5 separate regions of the Mus musculus genome follow, and all the other regions are linked to region 2. Evidence: chromatin loops called from intact Hi-C (ENCODE). Cell type or tissue: left cerebral cortex. All regions are shown on one strand. Region 1 has its middle 360 kb from the start of Gm33751. Region 2 holds the start of Cntnap5c (contactin associated protein-like 5C). Region 3 has its middle 120 kb from the start of Gm33751. Region 4 overlaps Pdzph1 (PDZ and pleckstrin homology domains 1). Region 5 has its middle 72 kb from the start of Gm33751.

Region 1 (5,000 bases), 820 kb before region 2:
CAGCCTTTGCCAGCATATGGTATTTTTGTTTTTGGGTTTTCTCTTCTCTCTCATGTTACACCTTGAAAGCCAGCACTAAAACTTCTGCCTGTGGAGTGATAGGTCCCATCTCCAGCCATCTAAGTTTAGTTTTTATGTCACAGTAGCTCTGGGAAAAGAAGTAGGTCATCAGAAGTTGCTTACCTTCTGGGTTTTCAGGGTCCAGATTGGTATACTATAATAAAGCCTTTGTGAAGCATTGTAAAAATTGAGATGGATTTTCCTGCTTGTCCTGGACAACCTCTTAGAGTTTTTCAAAATTTACTGGCTTTAAGGCTGCCTTTCTTAGGCTGGCCAAAAGGCATGTTCTAAATCTGTCTCTGGCTAAAATACCACCTGCAGAATTACAATTCCATCAAAGATCCTGGTCAGGCACGCCTCTGATCTGATTGGATTGGACGTGCTCTATCTGATGAATTTCGTCTGCATGCATTCTCGATTGCTCCCATACTCACCTGTTTTCTTCAGGAGGTAAGTTATTTGTAAGAATTATATGCACGTCATGGAAAGACAGGCTGTAAGATTTAGTAATTTACTGAAACTCTTTAATAAACATAGAGGAGGAGTTAGAGGAATGGGAACCGAGTTTGCTCTTTATTTGAGAAAGCTCACTCAGCGAGAAAGGAAGATGTACTCTGACAAGGCCATCTACCCCAGCAACTTCTCTTAGAGGAAGGACTGATGCTGTGTCAGCTGTCCCTGGGAGAGGACTTGGGGGTTTGGCTGTGGTCTTAGAGCGTGTGATAGGAGGGGTGAATATACGTTTCATCACTAGGTTTCATGGCTAAGAGAAGTTGGGTTGGGGAACAAGAGGAGCACATGGAGGGACTGGAGTGAAGACAGATGAATGCTTGGACATAGGGGACCTCTTTCCATTTACCAGTTCACTGACAGTATGTATTAACATCCTTTAAAATTATTGGATCTTGGATATCATTAAGTGGTCACTAGGAACTATCTAGGTGGTACTGAATCCAGACCTTATTGCAGAGGTATATTAATTTTGATGCCTTCAAATCAGGCATTAGTTTCAAGGATTTGAGATTTTCCAGGAGGCATCCCAGTGGGGTACCTGAAGGTACGGTTGAAGACCTCACAGCATCCATGGGGGTGGGGGGAGTTATTGGATCATTTGTACCAGCGTCCAGAGAACAAGTCGATAACCAAAAGGAAATCAGCCAGGCCAGAGGCCCAAGTCTTCACTAGGGCCCCCTAAAGGCTACACAGTTCAGTCCCAGACCTACTAAAAAGGGGTCTACCCTGGGCCCAGAGTTTTCTTAAGTGGCTGCAAGAGCTTGCAGAAGGAAGGGAATGAGAGCTGCTTTCAAGGGATATGGTCACACAAGAGTCGATGTCATAGCTGGTATTTCAACTGGGAGGTGTGAATGTAAAATGCCAACCACTTAGCCCCCAGAAAAAGCTGGCCAGGCCCTACCTGGGAAATTAGGGATCCTACTGCTGACTGACCTTACCAATCAATATGCTGCTGTCTCTGTGATAATTCTAGCGAATTGGTAAATGGAAACATGGAACTGAGTGTTTGGTGGTGGGCCCAGCAAAAGCAGGCCCACAGGGTGGACCAGAGCAGCACAGCTCACTTGGTAGAGGTCTGTGAGTCTCACAGCAGTGGTGGTGGTGGCAGTGGAAGCAATGACCTGTAGCAGCGGTGGAAATCCACATGGTAGATAAAAGCACGTGCCAGTGGATGGAATCCACATGGTATACCAGTAGCTGCAGGCTATAATGGCAGTGGTGGCCATCCATGTGGTGTTGGTTCTCTGGCGGCAGTGGTGGCTTCACCATCTCATTAGGCAGTGACGGCCAAGTGGGCTCCACAGCTTCCCGGCGAAATGATTCCTGGGTTTCTGCACCAATGTTATGAACTTGAATGTCACATGGCTTCAAAAGGACCACACCAGGCCAAATGGCTCCACTTGAGGTTTATTGGGAGAGAGAGAGGCAAGGTGGCAGTGGAAAGAAAAGGGGGAGGGAGGGATAGAAGAGGGGCTTTCTTTATATATGGGTGAAGACACAATCACAGGTCAAGGTGGGAGGTGAGTCAAGTGGATTCTGGGAATATGGTGGCTCTTGCCTTGAAAACAGGTGTTCGGTCCTGTCTGTGTGATGTCATGAGTTTCAGAGATCCTGATACCAACAATGTTCTACAGAGGAGTAAGTGCTTCAAAGCTTTGGAACAAACAGGCCAGGAGGCAGGGCAGAACAGGGGTTTGGAGATTTCCTGAAAAGTCACCCAAATTATGCCAAATTGTTTGTATCTGCTGCCCTCTTTTGGCCATTTTATAGAAGTCACAATAGTGGAGCTAAGGCACGGGGACTTCAACTGGAAAAACTTTCAGTCTCCTCTAGGAAAAATTCATAATGTGGGAATGGAGAGGAAGGAAAGAAAGAATGAGGAAGGGAAGAAAGAAGAGGATGTAGGAAAGAAAGAAAGTGGAGATCTGGGGAGTCTTCAAAAATTTCATTTCTGAAATTTTAGACCAGCAAGATGGCTAAGTAAATAAAGGGACTTTGTGTTATATTGGCTTACACCACACAGGAGTGCTAACCTGTGATGTATCTGCACAGAGATGACAAGAACCTGATAGCATCTCAATTTAGGAGGCTGCTGTCTTAACAGAATGTTCCTACTTCAGATAACCTAATCAAGAAAGCTCTTCGTGGGTGTGTCTCATATCTCTTTAGTTGATACCAGATCCAGTCAAGCATCTACCCAGCATTAACCCTCACACACCTATTAGCAAGTTTAATATAGAACTAAGAGAAAAAGAAAAACCAAAAACACCAAAACTGGCTCTGATGAGTGTTTCCCAATGACCTGTGCTATAGTCCCAATCACCAGTTCTTGGCACTGTCAGAAGATAGCAGACACTTTAAGAGAGAGTGGCTAGAGACTATAAAGATGACTTTGCAGTTGAAAGCATTGGTTGTTTTCTCACAGGACCCAGGTCCCCAGCCCCCATATGGTGATTCACAGCCCACCGAAATGGAGTCAGTCCCAGTGGATCTAGTAATTTCTTTTGGCTCCCTTGGGTGTCAAATATACTTGGAGGAAAAACACCCATACACATAAAATAGGAGAGAGACACAGAGAGAGAGACAGAGAGAGGGAGACAGAGAGAGACAGAGAGAGAGAGACAGAGAGAGAGAGAGAGAGACAGAGAGAGGGAGAGAGAGAGAGTCAGAGACAGAAAAACAGACAGAGAGAGACAGAGAGAGGGAGAGAGAGAGAGTCAGAGACAGAAAAACAGACAGAGATAGAGACAGAAACAGAGTCAGAAACAGAGTCAGTGTCTAGTAAAAGGCCCTTGGGTCATAAGGGAGTTTAAAGGGGACTGTGGAGCCATATAACCTCCTTCATTCAGTTTCCTACCCACACCATAAGAACTTTCCTTTACCATACACCCCTCCTTAGGATATGCTTCTTTGGCAGAAACCAAAAAGAGTATGCCCATTCTATCTTAGATAGAAACTGTGAACCTTTCTTTTTATAAGTCAACAGCCTTGGGTATTCCATTATAGTGATTGAACACTGACTAATGCATACCTTAAGAGAGAAAGTCTCCTTACCAGATGATCTTCTTCTAGAATGAAGGAGGGGACGAAAAGATAGAACAAAGGAGAGAGGGAAGCAGGAAGAAAATTCAAAATAGTGACACCAAATGACCCACAATCAAAGGTACTAAACTGCTTAAAAACTCTAAATGCTGGCTTTCACGAATCTAACTCTGTTTGAGTGTTGGATGTTCACATTTTCAGGACAAAAATGAATAATTCTGGATATGTAAGAGATGGTTTTACATAAAATTGCTTTAAATGTAAGAAAATTTGATTAGTATTTCATTCTGTCTTAAGCAAATATCAAGTAGCCTGAGAGGTTATCACTCAACTTGGTGAGGGTCAGTTTGGGCTACAGATGAAATGGGTGCAGGGAGGGTCCCTTACTTCAGGACCTGATAGCCTCTGGTCAGCAGCCAATCAAATTGCAAATTGAAATTGATGTCACTCATCTAAGGTAACAGATACAAGCCTCAAGCCATGTGGTATGAGAGAGAGAGAGAGAGAGAGAGAGAGAGAGAGAGAGAGAGAGAGAGAGAGAGAGAGAGAGAGAGAGAGAGGAGAGAGGGGGAGAGGGGGGATGGGAGGAAGAAAAGCAAAGCATGTCAACTTTCATAGTCACAGAACAATTCTGTTCAAATCTGCATAAGAAAATGTTCTATGTTGGGAAGTGTTCACATTCAATGCAGGTTTCTTTTATAATTACTATAATTACTGTTTGATTATGAGTTCAGGAAAAACAACCTTGATTTTAATCATGTTCCATTTGCCTCAGGTGAATATCTCTGAACAAGGAAGATTATTACAGATTGTAGAGTATAAGTCAGCTGCCATTTGGATATAGAAGGCCCTTGTGTGGGACTGGGGAGTGGCCCCAGTGTGAGGACTATGTTTGATTCACATATTTTCTTCTTCATGTCATTCCTGATAGTTTGAAACTGTTCTCAGTGACTAGCCTGAAAATTGGTAATTATGATTGATGCTCTGTGAAATATAAACTGAAGAGAATGGAATAATATATATTGACATCCAGTAAGAATTCACTGAATTCCTAACTATTCATTGGAGTGGAATTATTAAGCACCTGGAAGCCCTCCTTAACATACCACTAAGTAATTGTGGTTTTCAAAACAAAACAAAAATTTAAGTTCAAGATTGCTTATTGGTAGGGAATGAATAGCCATCAAGTTTTTATTTTCTTTTTTTAATCTTAATGACACAGTAAATGGAATTGTTGGAAATTTGGGGGAAAGGAGACAATTAAAATATTTACTTAGAGGGCCAGAGAGAAAGCTCAGTGATTAAACACAACTGGTGTAAACCTAAAACCTGAAGTCAATCCCCAGAACCTACATAGCAGAAAAAGAGAAGTAATCCCTTTAAAT
Region 2 (5,000 bases):
TGTGAGTAATTATTACACACAGGTCATATTTCATCATAGTATGGCTTATCAGTTGAAAACCATTGAATTAACACTTAAAAAAAATTAGAGGAGCCTGGGAACAGGCAACATTAATCTACTGAGACATCTCAATGTCCCAGACATGCCTAGCCAGGCAGTGGTGGTGCACGCCTTTAATCCCAGCACTTGGGAGGCAGAGGCAGGTGGATTTCTGAGTTTGAGGCCAGTCTGGTCTACAGTGTGAGTTCCAGGACAGCCAGGGCTACACAGAGAAGCCTTGTCTCGAAAAACAAAAACAAAAACAACAAAAAAAAATTAGAAATGCTTCAAAAATCTGATCATTTCATGATAAATGAATACAAGAAAGTAAAGTGATTCACTCAAAGAAATTGAGGCTGGTTGGACAGACGGACAGAGGAAAGGGAAGACTACTGGGAAGGTGACCATTTCCTAGAAGAAGGATGCAGGTGAGAACAGAGATGCTTCAGTAGATATTTATCTTCTCCTTTATTATAAAATCCCTGCTATACTTCTTTCTTTTCTTTTTAAAAAAGATTTATTTATTTTATGTAAGTACACTGTAGCTGTCTTCAGACACCCCAGAAGAGGGCATCAGATCTCATAACGGATGGTTGTGAGCCACCATGTCATTGCTGGGATTTGAACTCAGAACCTTCTGAAGAGCAGTCAGTGCTCTTAACCACGGAGCCATCTCTCCAAACCCCCTGCTATACTTCTTAATTCATATCTTATAGTTGCAAATGTTAATCTGCTTTAACTATCGGGCTAATGTGAAAGATATGGGAAATAATTTCATGTTGAACATTCAAGGTCAACATGAAGCAGTTTGGTAATTGGATAAGTTTACAGACTCTACCAACTGAGGATTGCAGGGTTTCCTCACTTCTGGTAGCTGTAGATGACCAAGGAATCCCTGCACTGCCATTCTCCTGCCCAAAAAGCAACACAATCATTCCTCATATTACTCACCCACTTGGTTTGTTAGCAAGCACCCTTCTAGTAACTCAAGGTCTCATACTTCTTTACTATCATGAGCAACATTTTTGAAGATCTTTTGAAATCCAGCATGTAAGAAAGATCTAAATGAGGCAGGGGGATCTAATAATGAATAGCAATGAACTTCAGGGAGAGACTTTGTGATTATTTTGTTATTTCAAAAACTAAAGCTATTATAAAAGAAAAATTACGCTATGCAGTATGTTTCTTTTTAAAAGTGATGTTAACAATATTTATGTGTGTGTCACATGCAGTCCTCCTGCTTGAGACCTCATACTTCTGTCATGTCAAAATTTAACTTGCCTAATCTTAGATGAATACCCTTAGTAAGATATTTAGCTGCTGTACAATTTGGAATAGACACATACCTCCATTGCTGGCTGTGTTTTACTGGCAGGCTGGAAAGGACAATAATAGGTATAATTTATACCTATAAATAATAATAATTTGACTTTTAGTCTGAGATTAGAACTTCTTAGATGAGGTCATCTGATTTCATTTAATCAAACTCCTAAGTCATATCATAGCTTCTTGTGTCAAAAAGTTGATTTTCATTTTTTTTTTAATTTTACAGTGGCGTATATCAGTATTCATGATTAACCGGTTCCCTCAGGATATGACCAAAGTATGCACTGTAGCTGTTTAATATCCTGAAAATCTACAATGGGGGAATTTCCAGAGGATTTTATTACTGGTAGGTAATTGGATTCTTACCTCAGATTTGTAATATTTATATTATGGCTATAGTCCTTATGGCCTGACTTTGTTTTCATTATGCGTAATTAGAGATTTAAAACTTTTCTAATTGTGTAACCATTAACTTTTCCCTGTAGAATAAGTGCCATGTTTGAGACAGAGTATGAGAAAAATCAAACATGCATTCAGTGAGATACTCACACACTACACAGTAATAACAGCAACATCAAGTCAATTAAAAAGTTATTTTTTAAGAAACTGTACACATATACCTTAACAACTATAACTGTTCACCATGGAAAAACCTGAGCATACAATATGTCTTCAAGGGTGCTGTTACTAATGACATGGGGTGCTCCTTAAAATTTAGAGAAAATAACTTTTTAAATTTTCCCACAAATCAAATTCAAAGGAGAGCCTTGGAAAGGAAATGTCTAACTCATCAAAGCATGTATATGAATGGGAGTAGACTGTACATCAATAGCAAATCCAATACTTATACTTGATGAATAAAAATTGTGCATAGCAGCCAAGAGAACCTGGAAAATAGTTGAGATTACCTTGAGAGGTTTTGCCTTATAGGCTCAGATGACCACTAATATGCATAGATTTCAGAATCAGTGATTGCTAAAAACTATTTTTTTACCAAATGTTACAATTTTCACAGTACAGTAAACACTCACTGATATTCCTTAAGAAAGCAGACTGTAGAATACTTAGCAAACAGCACTCACTCAATTGCTATGTGGCTTGAAAATGGAGGATGCAACTGTCACTTGAAATTCTGAAGATCATTATCACCAACTTTCTTTTTAAATGCCCAGGGCAGATTTGTTCCTGCTGTGGCTATGACAGACTGAAGTCTTAACCCATGCCATTTAGTTTTAGGTACATTATTAAAATACATTGACCATAGTTAAATTAACGTATAGAAAATATGGCACCAAGAAGGATGATACTTGAAGAAGCCAAAGTCATTAACTCTATCCATTTCAACAGTATACCTCACTTCCAACTCTTGGATCTTCAAACTAGTCACTCTCTCCATTTAACAGTAAGGGAACGCACAGATCACAGCCACCCTTTTGCATCAATTGGACAACACTGACCTCTAGTGTTTCAGAACGTAGAGAAACAAGCTCAGTAGCAAAGCTTACTTCTGACTAAGGCTCTTGGGTCTTTCTCTTGGCCAAATGTGGGGGTGATTTCGGGGAGAAGGGGAGAAGAAGAGGAAATGGAAAGGGCAACAGAGGAAGGAAGGGGAGAAAGCAGAACAGAGAATTAAAATTACCTGACTGTAATTTGCTTCCATATATCATTTAAAATAATTTACTACCTTATTCCCACCAGGGGGAGAGAGTAGCCTCTTTTACCCTTCTTTATAACACAACCTTTAAGAAAATGTTACAATTACAAATTGTAAGCTTTCCAATCTTTGGATGACAGAAACACTGACTCTGTTGAACATCTATCCACCTGTCTTCCTTCTGGAATGCAAATTCTGGGACAAGAGCCTCTAAGGATTAAGAAATAAAGCAGAAGGGTCCTCCATAGTAAGTCTTCTCTCTTTCCTCTTGTGTTACTGATACTGATAACATGAATTATAAAAGTAAATTAAACTGTCCAAATCAGGATCATATTTCGGAGGTTCAGTGTCAAAATACAAGATGTGGGAATCAAACACAGAAACTTGAGGGACTGTGATAAGCCACCCTGGCAAAGAACACAGATGGCTTAATTGCATCCTTTCTCATTTGGGAGTTCCCAGAGAAGGAAAAACTTCCCTCACACTGCCCAGAGAAGCAACTGGGCAATTGAGCTTGATTCTCTCACAGCTTTAGTGATTTATTCAAGTTTGACAAACTGGGTCTTATAAATATATAGTGCAGGCAAGAATTTTTAGAAGTCAAGAATTCTTTCCTATTGAATTAAATGCTCTGTGCTTGCAGGATTCAAAATGTGGGTATTACAGTTCATACTCATTCCTTCACTGGCACCAGAATTTTGAGGGTGAATTGTGTACTAAAAGTCCCCCTCCTGTAATAGGACAGCCATTGATCTCCTGGTATAACTACATTTGGGCTGCAATTCTTAGGCCCAAACTCCCAATCCCCTTACAAGGAAGTTACAAACTACTCCCAGCTGAAACCTTATGTATAAGGCAGTGGAAAGAGCTGTGTGCTTAGGGTGGCAGTAGGGGGTAGAGGTGATTCGGGAACATTTCAAATCATTTGGAGCTGCAGTCCCATTATCACCTATCTTGGAGACACAGGAACAGTCTCTGCCCTTTGAGGCTTGCTCTAGATCTGCGCAGTAAAGCTAGAATCAGGCTAAGGGAACTTTATGATTCCAATGAAAGGCAGGCAGTCCAGCAAAGCAAGCTCATTAAAGCTCTGCTAACTTTTGGGATTGTTAGAATGGTCAAACTAGACTGGCTAGGTTTCACCCTGCTCTTTCCTTTCACGCAGAGCATATACTGTTGGACATTAGATACTTTTACTCAGGAGAGTCCTATCCCACCTTACCTTCCCGCCCCCAGTTCCAAGTACTCACAATTTGTCGCTGTTAATCCAAAATGCCACAAGCCAGAGAGCACCAAAGTAAAAACGCTATTCAGTCTTGGTACAGAATCCATTTCCCTCAGTGAGCGATCGCTTCCAATGGAATCCCAAATTCACGGGCACCAGCCTTGACCTTTTTTTTTTTTTCCCTTTTTTATTTCTCTTTTTATTTCTTCCTCCGCACAGCCTGAAACCCCTCCCACCCCCGCTTCTCCTTCACTCCGTTCTGCTTCAGTGCTTCCTCGGAGATGCGAGCTCCAATCGACGTTTATAGTTTCTGCAACTGTCACTTTCTGTGCTTGCCTTTCTTGCCTGCCTCGTCTTCCTCCGGATTCCCTTCCTTTAAGGGTAAGATCTAAAGTCGAGCGCAGTTCTTGGCACCCAGTTCCACCAACAGACAAAAGCACTTCATTTGTACTCTAGAGCTGTGTTCAGCACCAGAGAGGCGGACAGCTCATTTCAGGAACCTTCTGTACGGCCCCGCCCCCAGTCGAGCCCGCCCTGCGCTGGCCTGGGCGGGTCCTTGGCAAGTCCCTGGCAGACAGCTCTGCTTCCAGGTGCTCTGATGACTTGCTGGGGAAGCAAGGAGCAAAAGAATTTTCTCTCTCTCTCTCTCTCTTTCTCTCTCTCTCTCTCTCTCTCTCTCTCTCTCCCTCCCTCTCTCTCTCCTTTTTTTAAACCTTTTATTTTATATTTTATTGGATATTTTAATTATTTACATTTCAA
Region 3 (5,000 bases), 1.0 Mb before region 2:
AGGACAAATTCGGCAGACTCACTTACAGTTGCCTAGGGCTGCCCTCCTCTGTCCTGCTCGGTCATGCTCCAGTCTCACTGATATTTATCTGCCCAATTCCAGCCAAACCGATCTCACAAAACTTTATACTCAGTAAACAGAACTCTAATTCATACCTCAGAACCTTTGTACTCGATGTTAAGCCATCTAGAATGCTCTGTCTAGATCAGTTCTCTGCTTCTTCTCATTTAAATACTTTGATTAATAAATGACAAGTAGTGTGAAATTATGGTATATAATGATGTCTTATCCATGTTATCCTGGTTGGTTAAATCAAACTAATTCACCATTCCTCACACAATGACAGCTATGTGACAAAAAAATATGTAAAAACATTCTTAAAATGTTCTGTCATCTAGGGCCATGAGAAATGACATTTGTCACTGACACAAATGCAACATATGTAGGAATCCCCTGGTGACATTACTGTTCCTGGTCAAATGTGCTCATTTTCTGACTCAGTGGATCAGAGGAGACAGTACCCCAGGTAGCTCTGATGCAAGCCTTCTACAAACTGCTTATGTGTTCAGTAAACAGTCCTATGACTTCCAAAGGTGAAAGTAATTTGCTTTTATTTTTCAGAGACTTGCTCTGGGATGAAGTGTTCTGAAGATCAAGCTCATTTGACTTTCCATTGGAACTAATTGGAACAGCCACATCTTCTTAGCTTCCTGGACATATTAAGGAACTTGATCAGCGGGTAGAAAACAATATATATTTGATCTATCTGCAGTGAATTTGCTTACTCCTAACTATCTGTGCATGTGTACCCTCTCTCTCTCTCTCTCTCTCTCTCTCTCTCTCTCTCTCTCTCACACACACACACACACACACACACACACACACACACACACACACACACAACATGTACAAACACACACCACAAGCACATAAATGTATTCACCTGTACCCATGCACATCAATGCATGCACATTTACTTTCACACACAGACATGTGCACATGCACACACACACACACACACACACACACACACACACACACACACACAGAGAGAGAGAGAGAGAGAGAGAGAGAGAGAGAGAGAGAGATGCACAAACCAAGCTCTGCCATATTGCCATATGCATCTGTGAAGTTAGTCTCCTATAAACACAAATGTCCTCCGGTTACCTATTTTATCATCTGTGATAAGAATTAGGCCATTTAATAATAATACTAATAAAAAGCTATGAGAGAGGAGGGCTGTAGAAAAAAAATCACCTCTTTATTACTATAGGTATCTAGAATCCTGAAAACATAAAGACATCTTGGAAGCATGCCTTCTCTCTCTTTCTGTCTCTCTGTCTCTATCTCTGTCTGTCCTCCCTCTCTCCCTTTCCCTCCCTCTCCTTTTCTAAGTGTGTGTGTGTGTGTGTGTGTGTGTGTGTGTGTGTGTGTGTGTGTGTGTTTGTCCAGATGAATAGGTGTGTGGGTTCAGATGTGCCTTCATGGGCCTATAAATATGTGGAGGCCAGAAAGCAATCTCAGATATCCTTCATCAGGAAACCTGTTCACATACATTTTAAAACAAAATCTCTTACTGTCCTAAAACTCACCCATTCGAGTGGGCTAGCTCCAGGGATCAGTGCCACTGTAGCACTGATTATACATACCTAGGTTGCAGTTGGTATAGCCCACTCTTAGATTCTTTCACTAGATTAGGAAAATAAGACGTGTGTGAAGTAGCCCAGTTTATAATCTTCACAACTTTTTTCTTGAAATCAAGCTGGGCTGTCCTTCCTAAGACACTGTCCACTGTAGGGTTCTTAATTAACTCATTCATTTTTATGTGTCTGGGTATTTTGCATGTATGTGTGTCTGTGCAGCGTGTGTGTGCCCGATGCCTCTGGAAGCCAGAAAAGGGTGTGTAAATCCCCTGGAACAGGATTTAAAGATAAATGAGAGCCACCACGTGGGTGCTGGGAATTAATCCTGGGTGTTCTGAAAGGGAAGCCAGTTCTTATAACCACCTCCTCCTTGGTATTTGTTTAATTGTTCACACAGACTTTTCAGCTGCTCTACAATTTACCAATTCTACTAATCCCTAGCCACCAGGGGTCATCCTGTCTCTATATTCTTAGTGCTAAGATAACAAATGCATACCACCCCAGCCAGCCAGCTTTTTAACTTGGTTTCTAGGGATCCAATTCAGATGAAGCTTGAAAGATAAGCTATTTACTGACTTTATTGACATCTTTTCTTGTTCCTTCATACATATTAAAAACCTTGAGCATAGTCATTATCTGGAAGGGATATTCTGTATGCCATTACTAGGGAAAGGATACTCTTGTTTGTGGAGTAGGGAAAAAAAAAAACGATTTCTATGTTTTATGAGCCTCAGTTATTGAAAAACAACCAACTACAAAACAAGGAGAAAAATAATACCCATTGATTTGTGCTTATAGATTAAGATATATTCAGACCCAGCTGGGGGGACTTATTCCTGTCAGAAAAAAAAAAAATGCTTGTCTAAAAATGCAAAGACATGAATTCAATCCCCAGAATCCGTGAAAGAAACAATGGACATGGTGGAATATGCTTGTGAACCCTCACTGTAGAGGCAGAAATAGGGCTCACTTGGGTGCCAACACCCAGCCTAGACTCCTGCTAGATAACCTTCAGACTAATGAGGAGTGCTACCTCAAAGAGATGATAGCCAGAAAGAACGTAACAAACAACACTGGAATCCATCTTCCAACTTTCACATATATAAGACATTAATATTCCCCTATGCATTTATCTGTAGGTACATGCATATGTATGTGCACACACATGCACAAACACATGCAAATGTGTGCTTCAGTTCCCACTCCAGTTCAAAGGCTATGTGACCTTGAGACAGGTCCCCTTATTTTTTCAGACTGCAAATGTTCACTACATCATGTCCAGGCTCTGGATGGAAGTGATTTCACTTTTCTTGGAGCCCCTGACCATGATGTTCTATGCTGTTCTACTGATATTTTGCTTTGTGTGCAATCACCTTTCTGAACACAGCCAGCTCCTAATTTTGATTCAATGAAAGGAGTCATTAGTGGTTTAACCATGTTTTAAAAAGAAAAGCATTAAAGAACTTCAGACCTTGCATGATGATATCTAAAGGGCAAACTGTTGTCTTTTGTGTTCTGACATAATTATAAAGTTTAATGATAAAATGAACAGCACGCAGTAATCCTTCCTGAATAACTATGATGTTTCCAATCCATCCAGAAGCTCCTAGTTGACTCTGCTGGAGGTTGCTAAGGAGACTCTTACTGAGTGGAATGAGTAAGGGGAATTAAACAACGGAATGTGTAAGAGATGGGCTTGTCTCCCTGAGTTAACTACAGCAGGGAGAGGCAGAGCAGAGAGACTTGTAACAGAATCCTGCTACCAAGCAATAACAATCTTGCCCCACAAATACCAACCTAGTCTCAGCTATGCTGGAGACAGAGGCCATGCATGACAGCCCTCTCCTCCTCTCATACATTAAGACATGGTTTTACTCTACCACTATCACACCTTTGTAGGTGCTCATGAGCTTTTTCTGCAGCACAACATAAAATCTCCTTTGAATAACAGTGAGTGTTATTTTTTTCAAGTACATGTTTAGGGGGATTTTGGCGTGGTCAATCCCAGTTTCACTTGTGTCTCATAGCAGGGACCTATGAACAAACAGAAACACTGACCTTTTAGGGCCTCAGCTCACATCAGGAACAGGAAAACTTCCATTCCATCCTACTGCCCCAAAGCAAGTCACAGTGTAATCATCTTGGCAGGAATAAATATGTTCTCAGATGACCATTGTGCCCCTTCATTTGGCTACCAGACTATTGGAACAATGAAGCCCAAGAAATTGGAATTTCCCCCAGGAATCTTATGCTGGGAGAAGAAAAGGGATAAAGCCTGGTGCCAGTCACTGAGACAGCTTGTCTTTATTTTGCTCTGTTTTGACAGGCTGATAGATTGTCTTGTAGGAGAGACTGACGCCACAATGGAGGGGACCACTCCTTGACTAGGACACTTAGGTATGCACATCTTTTACCCTCTATTTAAACATAAATCTCCTGGTAAGACCCAAAAGATGGACTTGGAGGTTCTTGGACCTCCATTTTCTTCTCACTGTGATCAGAGTGAATATAACTCCTTTCTTTGTCACAATTATTGGCATGTTAAATTAGCCAATTGAGGACAGGTGGCTGAACGCATCTTGTTAAAACCATCAGAGCCCAGATTATGACTTTAACAATCCCATGAATAACATATCCAATCTAACACCATCGGGAAGGAATAAGCTCCTCTTGGGTTGGTTGCAGGGTAGATTATCCTGAAGACTTAGCTATCCACTATTCCCCTGGAAAATCACAAGGAAAGATACTTTTTTCCATTTCCCAACATACTGTCAATCACAAATCTAAGAAAGCCTGCTCTGCCTCATTCACTGAGAATAAATCCAGTGGTACCCAGCAGTCGGCACTCAGGCCAAAGACAGAAATAAAAAGGAACTCCGGGTAGGCTAGAATGAAATTAAAGAAGTGGCTTTAAATTAATGGAGCCAAAAGTATGGTATTTACTTGTTTCAGAGAATGAGCTGCATAAGTAATGTTTTGCCAGGTCTACAGGCTCTGAAACAATAGTCCAGCAATGGACAAATGTATGTGTGTGCTCATCTCCCCCCCCCCCCCCCCCGTGTGTGTGTGTGTGAGTGAGAGAGAGACACAGAGAGAGAGAGAGACAGAGAGAATGCACATGTGTGGCAGTCAGAGGACAACCTTGGTCTTTGTCTTTACCTCCTACCTGTTTGAGGCAGGATCTCTTGTTGCTCATCACTGCATATGCTATTTAGTTGGCCTGTGAGATTTCAGAGGTTTTCCCATTACTACTTCATATCTCCTAGGAATTCTGGAATTCTGTATTGCTAAATCTGATTCAACACGTATTTCAGGATTCACAATAAGATTGTCAGGCTTGCATGCAAACTCTTTGCT
Region 4 (5,000 bases), 1.1 Mb before region 2:
TGTTTAAAAAGTAGATTGTTTCTAGCTCATCAGCGACAGCAGAAGATTAGACTACATAAAAGATATGGCTGCATTTTCAAACCACTCAAAACAAAACAGAGGCAATCCTTGTGGTTATACAAAAGAAACCACTGTTTGTTTTGTCCTATGAATCTCTATGCACAAAACTGAATATGTGTGTTTGTGTGTGTGTGTGTAGGACTGGAGGCATGACATATATGAGGATTTAAATGCTTAGAGAGAGAAGATACCGTTTTGCTTAAAATTCTAGACTCTTTTTCAAATGCTGAAGGAGTAGTTTGACTGCGTCATGGCACATGGTGAGAAGAGAGTTTCTTTTGGAGAGGAAGTAAAATTTAGTGCATTTAGATGGCTTCATTTGTGTATCTTAAGTATTTCTTGCAACTGTGGCTTATTCCTTTGTACTTTCTTTTATGAAAGCAAAGTGAGTCACAAATTGATACCAGGCTCTCTTATCTTCTAGTTCCGGGGCCTCGTGCCTGTTAGCCAAGTCCACTGCCCCTATGCTACATGTACCCCGTACTTTCCAAATCTATCAAGTTAAACAACTACACGTGGGCAGAGCAGAGAAATGGAACAGCGTGGGCTCGAAAGGTCAGGCTAGCTTTGCAGCCCACAATCTTACAATGAGGCATTTATGTCACCATCCCTGGTTAACTATCAGTTACCAGAAAAAACATATAATGGTCGGGCCTAGTGCAGAAATTCATCAGAGGAAAAGCAGTGCCAAAGAATGGGCTTGGCTGGACTGTGGGAGGAAGCCATTTACTTGGTTTCTATAGATAGGTAAGTTACTGGTAGTAACTTATAAAGAAATTAATTCTAAGACAATTTCTTAGTATGCAGATGATTTTGCTGTTTATTAAATATGAAAGCAAATATTCATAAGCAATAAGATGGATATGAGCCTCTGGTATTACATAAAAAGAATTGAGTCTTAGTGAGGCTGGTATTCTCCTTTAATCTGAGCACATGGGAGGCAGAGGCAGCTGGATCTTTGCCAGTTCAAGCCAACATGATCTAAATAGTGAGATCTAGGGCAGACAGGTTTACATGGTGGGCTGGCACCAAGGTAGGAAGGAAGAGAGAGAGAGAGGGAGGTAAAAAGAGAGGGAGGGAGGGAGGGAGGGAGGGAGGGAGGGAGGGAGGGAAAGGGAAAAGAAAAAAGAATCAAATATTTCATGCAACAGTTTATATAACACCTTAATTTTTTCTGAATTGATTGACATTTTGAGTTTAAAATGATGAATGCTGAAATTGTTGTTTTACATGAATCAAAAGTTCAAAATGGGGCTGGCAAAATGGCTCAGCCAGTAAGAGCACCGACTGCTCTTCCAAGGGTCCTGAGTTCAAATCCCAGAAACCACATGGTGGCTCACAATCACCCATAATGAAATCTGACGCCCTCTTCTGGTGTGTCTAAAGACAGCTACAGTGTATGTATTTTTTAAAAAGATTTATTTATTTATTTATTTATTTATTTATTTATGCAAGTACATTGTAGCTGTACAGATGTTTGTGAGCCTTCATGTGGTTGCTGGGAATTGAATGTTTTAGGACCTCTGTTCACTCCAGTCAGCCCTGCTTGCTCAGCCCCTGCTTGCTCTGGCCTAAAGACTTATTTATTATTATCCATAAGTACACTGTAGCTGTCTTTAGATGAACTAGAAGAAGGCATCATATCTCATTGCGGGTGGTTGTGAGCCACCATATGGTTGCTAGGATTTGAACTCAGGACCTTCGGAAGAGCAATCAGTCTGCTGAGCCATTTCACCAGCCCTACAGTGTACTTATGTATAATGATAAATAAATCTTTGGGCTGGAGCAAGCAGGGACTGAGTGAGCAGAGTTGACAGGAGTGAGCAGAGGTCCTAAAATTCAATTCCCAACAACCACATGAAGGCTTACAACCATCTGTACAGCTACAGTGTACTCACATAAATAAATTTTTTAAAAAAAGTTTAAAATGGCAAAAATATGTTCAGGGCCATTTCAGAATTATTGAAAAGTCTGTCTTAATCACAAGTCAACACTCAGCTATCTTTTTCTAATAAAATTCAAGTCCGCAACAGAAACAAATAAATTTTAAAATCAGAAAATTCAAACACAATTCTAAAGATAAAAGTTGAAACCTGAGGAATGATGATAAAAATATTTAACATTTAAAAAAATCATATCTTTCCATTTATGTAAGAACAGAAAACTCCATGCTCACAGGTACCACACCGCAACATCTAATACACAATACTCTCAAATCTGAGGCCAGGTGCTCAGGGCAGTGTTTGTTGGCACTCGATGGTGTGTGGCATGCAGACAACCAAGTGTTCATCTGTGTTCAGTCCCAAAACATCAATGAAGTTGCAGGTGCAACGGAGCAGACCCTGCTAGGAACACCACGACTCATTCCATGTTTGAGTTCCCTGCCAACGTTTGGTTTTGTACAGTTGGAAACCTTTTACTGCTGCCTTTAGTCTTCATTCCCAACATGCAGTTCAGTTAGCTTAAGAAGTTGGGCTTGCATTAAAAAAAGAAAAAAAAGAAAAGAAAAGAAAAGAAAAGAAAGAAAGAAAGAAAGAAAGAAAATAAAGAAAAGAAAAAATCTAAGTCTACAAGAAGGTAAGAAAACTAAAAAAAAAAAGAAAAGTAAAAGCTCATCATTTTCTGAGATCACAGAAATAAATCAAAGAAATACTTAGTGGGAAAATACCCACTCAGAAAGAAGAGAGCAGCTTAGACCCTTCGATGTAATTTAGAAAATTCCCGGTAGGTGGCGCAGCTTACTCACAGTTAGTTTTCAAAGTAACCGGTATGTTGTTAGAAACACATGTCTTGTAAATAAATAAGAAAATGAGTACTAAAGATAATACAACATAAATCCCATTAGTTAAGTTAGGCAGTAGCTCGCTTGAGAACTGCTGCCGATTCTAGTTTACAGTCTAAGGCACAGTCTACTATGAAGCCACTTGTTAGCAGTGACACTGGCAGCCCTTCTGGTATGAAGGGTATCAGTCAGGTAATGAATGGGTGATTGGATGAGCTTTGTGTCTGCAGAGATGCTCTGTTATAACTACTTATACAGTATTAAAAGGGCTTTTCCTCTTTGGGATAGGAATAAACCTTCCTTGTCCTCCTGTACATTCGTCCACCGCCTTCTGCTTTTCCTCTGCAACATTCCTTTTACAAAATCTATAAGAATACTTTCCCAAATGACGTTCTTCCTAGACTGACCAGTGCCGGGAATTCTCCCGGGGGGGGGGGGGAATCCCTGTTTACCTTTTAAAGATCTATTTTTTAGAGAATTTTACATGTTTTCAGTTATTCCTCAATTACTTGTTGACAGCTTACTTTCTGCCTGGGATAGAACTGCAAAACCCTCTCTATGGGAAGATACAATAACGACACATGGTAACTTTAGACACTGGCACAGTGAATTGGAGGGTGGGGCCTGAAGCCGGAAGTGCAATTCCTCCTGTGTCAAAGCAGTTGGTCTCCGCAGTAAGAATGTGTCAGGTACAATAAAGATCCTAGAGAAGGATGCAGTCGGAAGAAACTGCGGACCTAAACACAGAAACAGTTTAGTCATCGTTTTTAGAATAAGCATCGAGAGTCAATCAAGTGGCTTTTTAAGGGTGGAACAAAGAAAGCGACCCAAGGAACTATAAGGGAGGCATCCTTCTCAAATTCAGTTGCGGTGCCTCTTTTCCTACCATGACAGAACTAAACACTTGAGATGACCTAATGACATGCTGAAAGGAAGGACATCACAAAACAACAACAACAGACAAACAAACAAACAAACAAAAAAACTCACCAAAAGAACTAACTGGAACTGTGACATTCAGACGCTTGAGAGAGCCTACAAAGCAACCTGCTCTATCTCCTCTCAATTTCTGTATTTTTCAAAAATACCGATGGAAAGCTACTATCAGGCATACCCAGTAGCCTGTGGTATATCCCTGGCATCACCTCAGGTCTGAAAAAAAAGAGCTGAAGTTCTATTGAATCCTGATATATATATATATATATTATTTTTTTTTAACTAGTTCTTTGCCTCTCAAAAAATCAGAACAAAACAACAACAACAACAAAGAAAATGCAATACTTCATCCTCATAGTACAATTATTCAGAAGAGTGGAGGAAGAGGGACAATGTCATAAAGTGTACACATACACACACACACACACACACACACACACACACAAATACTAGCGTTAAGAAAGCCTTGATTTTCTAATTGTAAAGAAGAACTGGTAAGGTTGGTGACTTTTGACTTACTAATCTGCAAAGACGAAGATTTCTTTCCGCACTTGAGCAAAAGTTGGGGCATTGGGCACTCTTTGGGGCCACACTATTAGTTTTCCTATGGATGGTATAGTTTTCAGATCAGTGATGTACTGTTCCTAACTCTCGAAGCATTGAGCCCTCCCCTCATCCTGTACTTGGGGCTCCATGAGGAAGAAGCCCTGGTGGTGCTGAGCCTGACTCACAGGGTAGCAAAGCTGCCCTCCCCACTCCTGCTGCAGAGATGCAGCGAGGGCTTTAGACATAATAAAGAACATCACCGGATTCTTTGTGTGCATCTTTGCCTTGGAAGGCAGATTCTGAACAAAATAAGCTAAAATAAATTTGGATTTTTTTTACCTACTTCCTATTTTTAATTCAGTATTGGCACGTTTGCTAACCTTCTATTAACTCAAGTAATCAAAGGAAAAAGTCAGGTTATTTGTTTAGTTAGTATGTAGTCATCAGACAAACTTAATGAATCATTTTTTTCTTATTTCTTATATCCTCAAAAACAGGAAGGAAGAGGATCTCACTTCTTTCTTCTTAAAAATTGATTATTTTATTTATTTACATGTCAAATGTTGTCCCTCCCTTCCCAATCTCCCCACCACGATCCCTCATCCCATTCCCCTCTCCTTTGCCTCTTAAGAGGATGCTCCCCGACCCACCCATGACTTCTTTCTTGTACTGAACT
Region 5 (5,000 bases), 1.1 Mb before region 2:
TGACTATACTGAGATAGGAAATGTCTAAAGCAAAGGAACATTCCAGAGGAAATGATAGTCATTGGTAGCCTTGTGAATAACCATGTGTAGTCTTTTCTTCCTTATCTGCCCGTAGGAACAGAATTTTTGCTTAAAATTTTTTCAGCAGTGTCTACTCTCATATCTAGTTCCTTTTGATAAAATAATCTATCAATCAATCATAGCATTAAGAAACAAATCATATTTGAAACACCAGGGTCAAGAGATTTAAAAATGGGTCCAGGAAACTCTTCAGCTCCCAGTTCCATGTTTGTTTGGAGTGACCAGGAAGAATAGTTGCTTTTCCAAATAGTGAAGTCTCAGAAATCCCATTTATGTAAATTTAATGGAGGAGACATAGAAACCAGATCTTTCCAACTAAATAAAATTCCCCTTGAAGCATAGAAGCAATGTGGACTTCCCCTTTTTCAAGACACTCTTGGATAAGCTGAGCTGTCTAGAAAATGCTTACTCACTGAGCCTTTGAAAGAAGCAGATCAGCCAAGCTGCCTAGATGAACCTCGGATCTACTGAGCTACCCAAAGAAGACACTTCTAACCTGTTGAAACTGCCTGCAGGATGTGCAATGACCTTGGGTTTCTAGCTTTCAGGAGCTGTCACCCATGCTGGGGTGGGATTTGGTGATGCAGCTGTCTTTGAGTCATTTCTGCTCCTGTAAATTAGCCAGTGAAACACATTTTTTGTCAATTTGACTTCTATCCTTCGTGTGACCTGTCACTGGTTCCCTATCTGGGGTACATAGACAATTGTCCACATCTTTCCAGGAACAGTGTCTCACAGTACCACAACACACAAGAAACTGGACATTCCTCAAATAAACCTGAGTTGAACACTTCATCTTTGCCATAACATTAAATCCACGTTGATTTGCCAGCAGAGCAATGAACTGAACTGTTCCACTGCCAATGTGCATGTGCGTTTGAAAGAAGGACTTGCTTAGGTAAGTGTTACGGAGACACACTACAGCCTCTTTGTTGTTAGCATCCCTCCTCAGCCTTCCCAAGTGATTATACACATTTGTCCTTCATGGTTCCTCACAGCCTCAATCTGTGGATATAAATGTAAAGGTGTTGCTCAGTGAGTCTCTTCAGTCACTGCCACTCCAATTATGGCTATTTTTAAATGGCCCGTGCTATAAAATAACTTAGACCTTTTGTTCTTGGAAATGTTACTTTGTTGGTTGCAGCAATATAAAGCGGTTCAATCCAGGAGCCTTGTGCCACTCACAGGGGTTTCCTTCTGGTTCTTCTCGCCCTCTTCTGTATTTCTAACTGCACATGAGATCCCATACTTGTTAGACAAACACACTTATAAATATAGTTCTTTCAGAAGTATATGAATGGTGATCTAAAATATATTAATGGTGATCTAAAATATATTAGTTATGCTATTTTTCAATTCTTTCTCTCAAAAGAATATCACCCTATCTTTGGATAGATGTGTATGTATGTTTATTCTTCCTAAAACTATTTAATAAGTTTCTGAGCCCAGAAGTATGACAGAAATTAATTTTTTATTCTTGTATTGTTTTTTTTAATTTATTTACATTTCAGATGTTGTCCCCCTTCCTACTTTCATAGTTTCACTGTTTCATTTTGTTGATTTTGCATGAGTCTTGAGAAGCTTCTATTCAATTTTTCAAATTTACATATGGAACAGAAGGACTAAGAAAAAGAATCAGGGGAATAGAGCTTTCTTATGAAGCTTAAGGTGGTGGTTTAGGGATTAGCACAGTGGTAGAGTACTTGCCTAGCAAGCTCATGGCCCTGACTTTGGTCCTCTGCTACGAGAAGGAGAAAGAAGATGATGGAGGATATTTTTTTCCTGACGAGAGAGTTTGCTGGGGTTCCATCTCACAGTGTAGATCTTCAGCAGGAAAGAGTAAGAAAGGAAGATGAATTCACTGCGCTAGGATGAGCAGTAGCTGCTTTGAAGAAGGAATCCCATTGATTATTCTTTAAATGATTGAGAGCCGATTCTAGGGATAAAAGAGAAAAAGACTTTCAAGGTCACTATCTTGATAAATGTGGTGCATGGATTCAAATGGGCTGAGACAGAGAGCTGTCTGTGAATTTGATTTTTCTCCCAGGGACATCAATACTAATACAGTCACACTTTTTGGAAGGGAGAAACATTAAATCTTCAGAGCCCCCAGGTACAGCTTAACTGCAAGCCATCATCTTCAAGATTGCAAAGTACTACATAACCCTCCTAGGCAAAAATACTATTGGATACATCTTTATATCCCAGTGGAAGACAAATGTCACTGAGTAGGATCAGGAAGCAGAGACAACAGGGAAGGCAAAGGGAAGCAGCCTGGCCTCACTAGCTATGGGGTACCCTCCAGCTTACATTTCTTCATCATAATTTTTTTCTGTCCAGAACAAGTACTAGCCTTGTTGTTTGGAGGGCAAGTAACTATCTAGTGATGATTCTGTGATTGAGATTGTTAGAGACACAGAGGTAACTTAGTGCTGACATATGGAAGAAAATTAGAATGGGGACATGCGGTTCAAAATAGAAATGGACAGTTTATTAAGAAAGAGGGAACAGCCATGAGAATAGGAATTAGCTAATGATCTGGGGAAGAGCCCCTGAAGCACTGGGCCATTAAGCTCGTGGCCCCTTTTGGACATCCACATAGCAACCCCTTTCTTTGTGACTGTGTAACTCAGCTTTTGTCACACATGCTATTCAGTTCATGAAGCTCATATGTGGAAGGACTTCTAGTCTTTTTTTGTCAATTGGCTTCTTTCACAATAGTTTTGATTCTGTGATGCCCAGCCTCTACTTTCCTGATGCTATATGGCAGACACTTAGCTTACTCCTATTCCAAGAGTAACTGTCATGCCAGGAATGTAATATTCTAAAGAGATACTTGTGTCCCTCACTTTGACTGTCATACAGTTACAGTGGTTCCTAAGAAATTAGATTTTTCTCTAGAAATACCATGCTTGGAGAAGGAAAAGCCTGAGGCTCCACTGCCATCCAGAAGAGGGCAGTCACAGTACATTCATTGCTTATCTTTAGAAAGGCTGCACTGTACAGTTCTTCAAATACATATATGTCTGTGTATGAATTTTAAATATGTATATGCTGGGTGTTTTATATATTTTAACTTAGTGAACTTCAAGGATTCCAATATGTCATTGCTGTCATTTTACACATTTTGAAACAAGCAACAAAGAAAGATGGGACTACCCCCAGTGTCATATGTAGTAAGGTTTCCATGTGCATTTTAGTTTAAATCCATAATCCATGTGGTACAGCAAAAATAAAACTCCCATGAATGTTGAATATGTTTGGATATGTGTATTGTGCATATGTAATACGCAAGTATGAATACTGTATAATTTAGATGAGTTTAACCAAGCCACTTATGAAATAAGAGACTCAAAAGAAGGAGAGAAAGAAAGAGACAGAAGAGATGTTGGTGATTTCAGGGACCCAATAGAAGCAGCATCAGCTAGTCTTGCAGTTAACTATGGACTTTGGGTACATGTGCATGGTGTAACGCAGGCCAGGGAGCAAGACACCTAACATCATGTTAGTCTCTAGGAAGGTATCCCAGAGTAAATGAGTGCTTTTAATACTCAGTTTCTGCAGTAACCACTCCACTGTCCTGAACAAACACTTAAATAAGCCAAGAATTCTATATTTCTTAAATAAGGCAAGAATTCTATATTTCTGGGAAAGTGGCATAGAATGCGAGAGTAGACCTGAGAGGTGTGTATAAAAAGACAACCAGGGTCCATTAGGCTATTTCAAAATGTATGGTTACAACCTCTAGTATGAACTCAGTTTCCATCTGCAGTAAATAGAGCTACACATTTCCATGTTCCCTACAAACATGTCTGCATCACCAACTACTCTTGATGTTCTCGGCCACTGCATTAATTTTGTACAAAGTAGTCTTTTGCCCTACAATTCTGTTGGCAGTTGCTGGATACAAAACTGGGGATTTTTCTTTAATGTAAATCCTCAAAGTGATGAGTGTACACCACTGGACACTGACTCCTCTACCATGTACCTGAATTGTCATTCTCACCGTGCTTGTCCAAGTTTCTTAGTACTTTAATAGTTATAAAATTTTAATTCAATCTTTGACCTGGTCTCTCTAAGAAATATAACCAGATTCACATTCACCACAAGTTAACAGAGTTATGGTTTAAGGTCATCGAGAATGTAAAGACATTGGTTTGTAAATTATCTTTGTCACTTACTATGTCTGTGTCCTGCACAGGTCACATAATTCTTCAAGACTCCTTACTTGTACCATGAGTGTGGAACACTGGTATGGTTATCCTAGCATGACATGGCCACTTCCCTCTTGAGCTATCAACTGCTGTGATAAACCTAAAGGAAAACTGGACTAGATTGAGCCCTTGACCTTTTCATCATGTAAGTGTAGGTGTGAAAGGGCTCAAACCATGTTTCTACTCAAAGACGTATGGACAGTTAAGTATTGGACAGTTAAGTATTATTATGGAAGGAGAGTATCACAGGGACTTACATTTCCCCGAAGATACGTAGGGCTGGAGAGAGAGAGAGAGAGAGAGAGAGAGAGAGAGAGAGAGAGATTTTCTTCAATTGTGTAACTACTTTTGTTTGTGTTGCCCATGACCTTGTAAGTAGTCGCTCAAGAAAACTCATGTAATTAACCCCAAGTTAATTCATTGGTTTACCAAAACTGATGCTGTACCTGATGGTAAAAGACATTTGTTCATGACTTTTTTTGAATCAGAAGTTGTGGTAAGATTAAATAGCAATGCAGAAAACAACTACTCAAAAGTCATTATCTGCCATTGTTCCTCATTGTTATTTTTTACTTTTTTCTGTTGAAACTAGGACTTCCTTGTGTGATACTGGCAGCTAGATTATAAGCCTCTACAAAGTGTTCCTGATGTTCAACGAATCCTTCAAAAAGAAGAATCATCAACATCCTTCTTTCTTTTCGTCAG

The links. A loop is a pair of places that touch in the nucleus more often than their neighbours do. Peaks named below come from ENCODE experiments on the same cell type or tissue, not always from the same donor. Only the 100,000 strongest peaks of a DNase experiment are listed, where the experiment ranks them.
Region 1: it touches region 2 in a loop (5-fold over the local background); 4 of 42 quality-filtered maps call a loop at or near these places.
Region 3: it touches region 2 in a loop (8-fold over the local background); 7 of 42 quality-filtered maps call a loop at or near these places.
Region 4: it touches region 2 in a loop (6-fold over the local background); 17 of 42 quality-filtered maps call a loop at or near these places.
Region 5: it touches region 2 in a loop (10-fold over the local background); 3 of 42 quality-filtered maps call a loop at or near these places.

Annotation. Positions count from the first base shown.
Region 1 is chr17:58,585,433-58,590,432 of GRCm38, reverse strand. No RefSeq gene overlaps it. Among named protein-coding and RNA genes, the nearest start is that of Gm33751, 360 kb to the left of the region's middle. In left cerebral cortex, a CTCF peak has its summit at 2,339 (motif pointing left); a DNase peak (open chromatin) is centred at 2,293.
Region 2 is chr17:57,768,918-57,773,917 of GRCm38, reverse strand. Cntnap5c (contactin associated protein-like 5C) reads right to left here and starts at 4,707. Exons shown (of 24, transcript NM_001081653.2): 1 at 4,267-4,707. The coding sequence starts at 4,348. In left cerebral cortex, a CTCF peak has its summit at 2,841; DNase peaks (open chromatin) are centred at 3,493, 4,002, 4,212, 4,685 and 1 more place; H3K4me3 peaks cover 993 bases.
Region 3 is chr17:58,817,855-58,822,854 of GRCm38, reverse strand. No RefSeq gene overlaps it. Among named protein-coding and RNA genes, the nearest start is that of Gm33751, 120 kb to the left of the region's middle. In left cerebral cortex, a CTCF peak has its summit at 2,085 (motif pointing right); a DNase peak (open chromatin) is centred at 2,095.
Region 4 is chr17:58,907,265-58,912,264 of GRCm38, reverse strand. The region is part of intron 8 of Pdzph1 (PDZ and pleckstrin homology domains 1); the gene reads left to right. Among named protein-coding and RNA genes, the nearest start is that of Gm33751, 34 kb to the left of the region's middle. In left cerebral cortex, a CTCF peak has its summit at 2,786 (motif pointing right); DNase peaks (open chromatin) are centred at 600, 998 and 2,790.
Region 5 is chr17:58,869,040-58,874,039 of GRCm38, reverse strand. No RefSeq gene overlaps it. Among named protein-coding and RNA genes, the nearest start is that of Gm33751, 72 kb to the left of the region's middle. In left cerebral cortex, a CTCF peak has its summit at 3,017 (motif pointing right); a DNase peak (open chromatin) is centred at 3,024.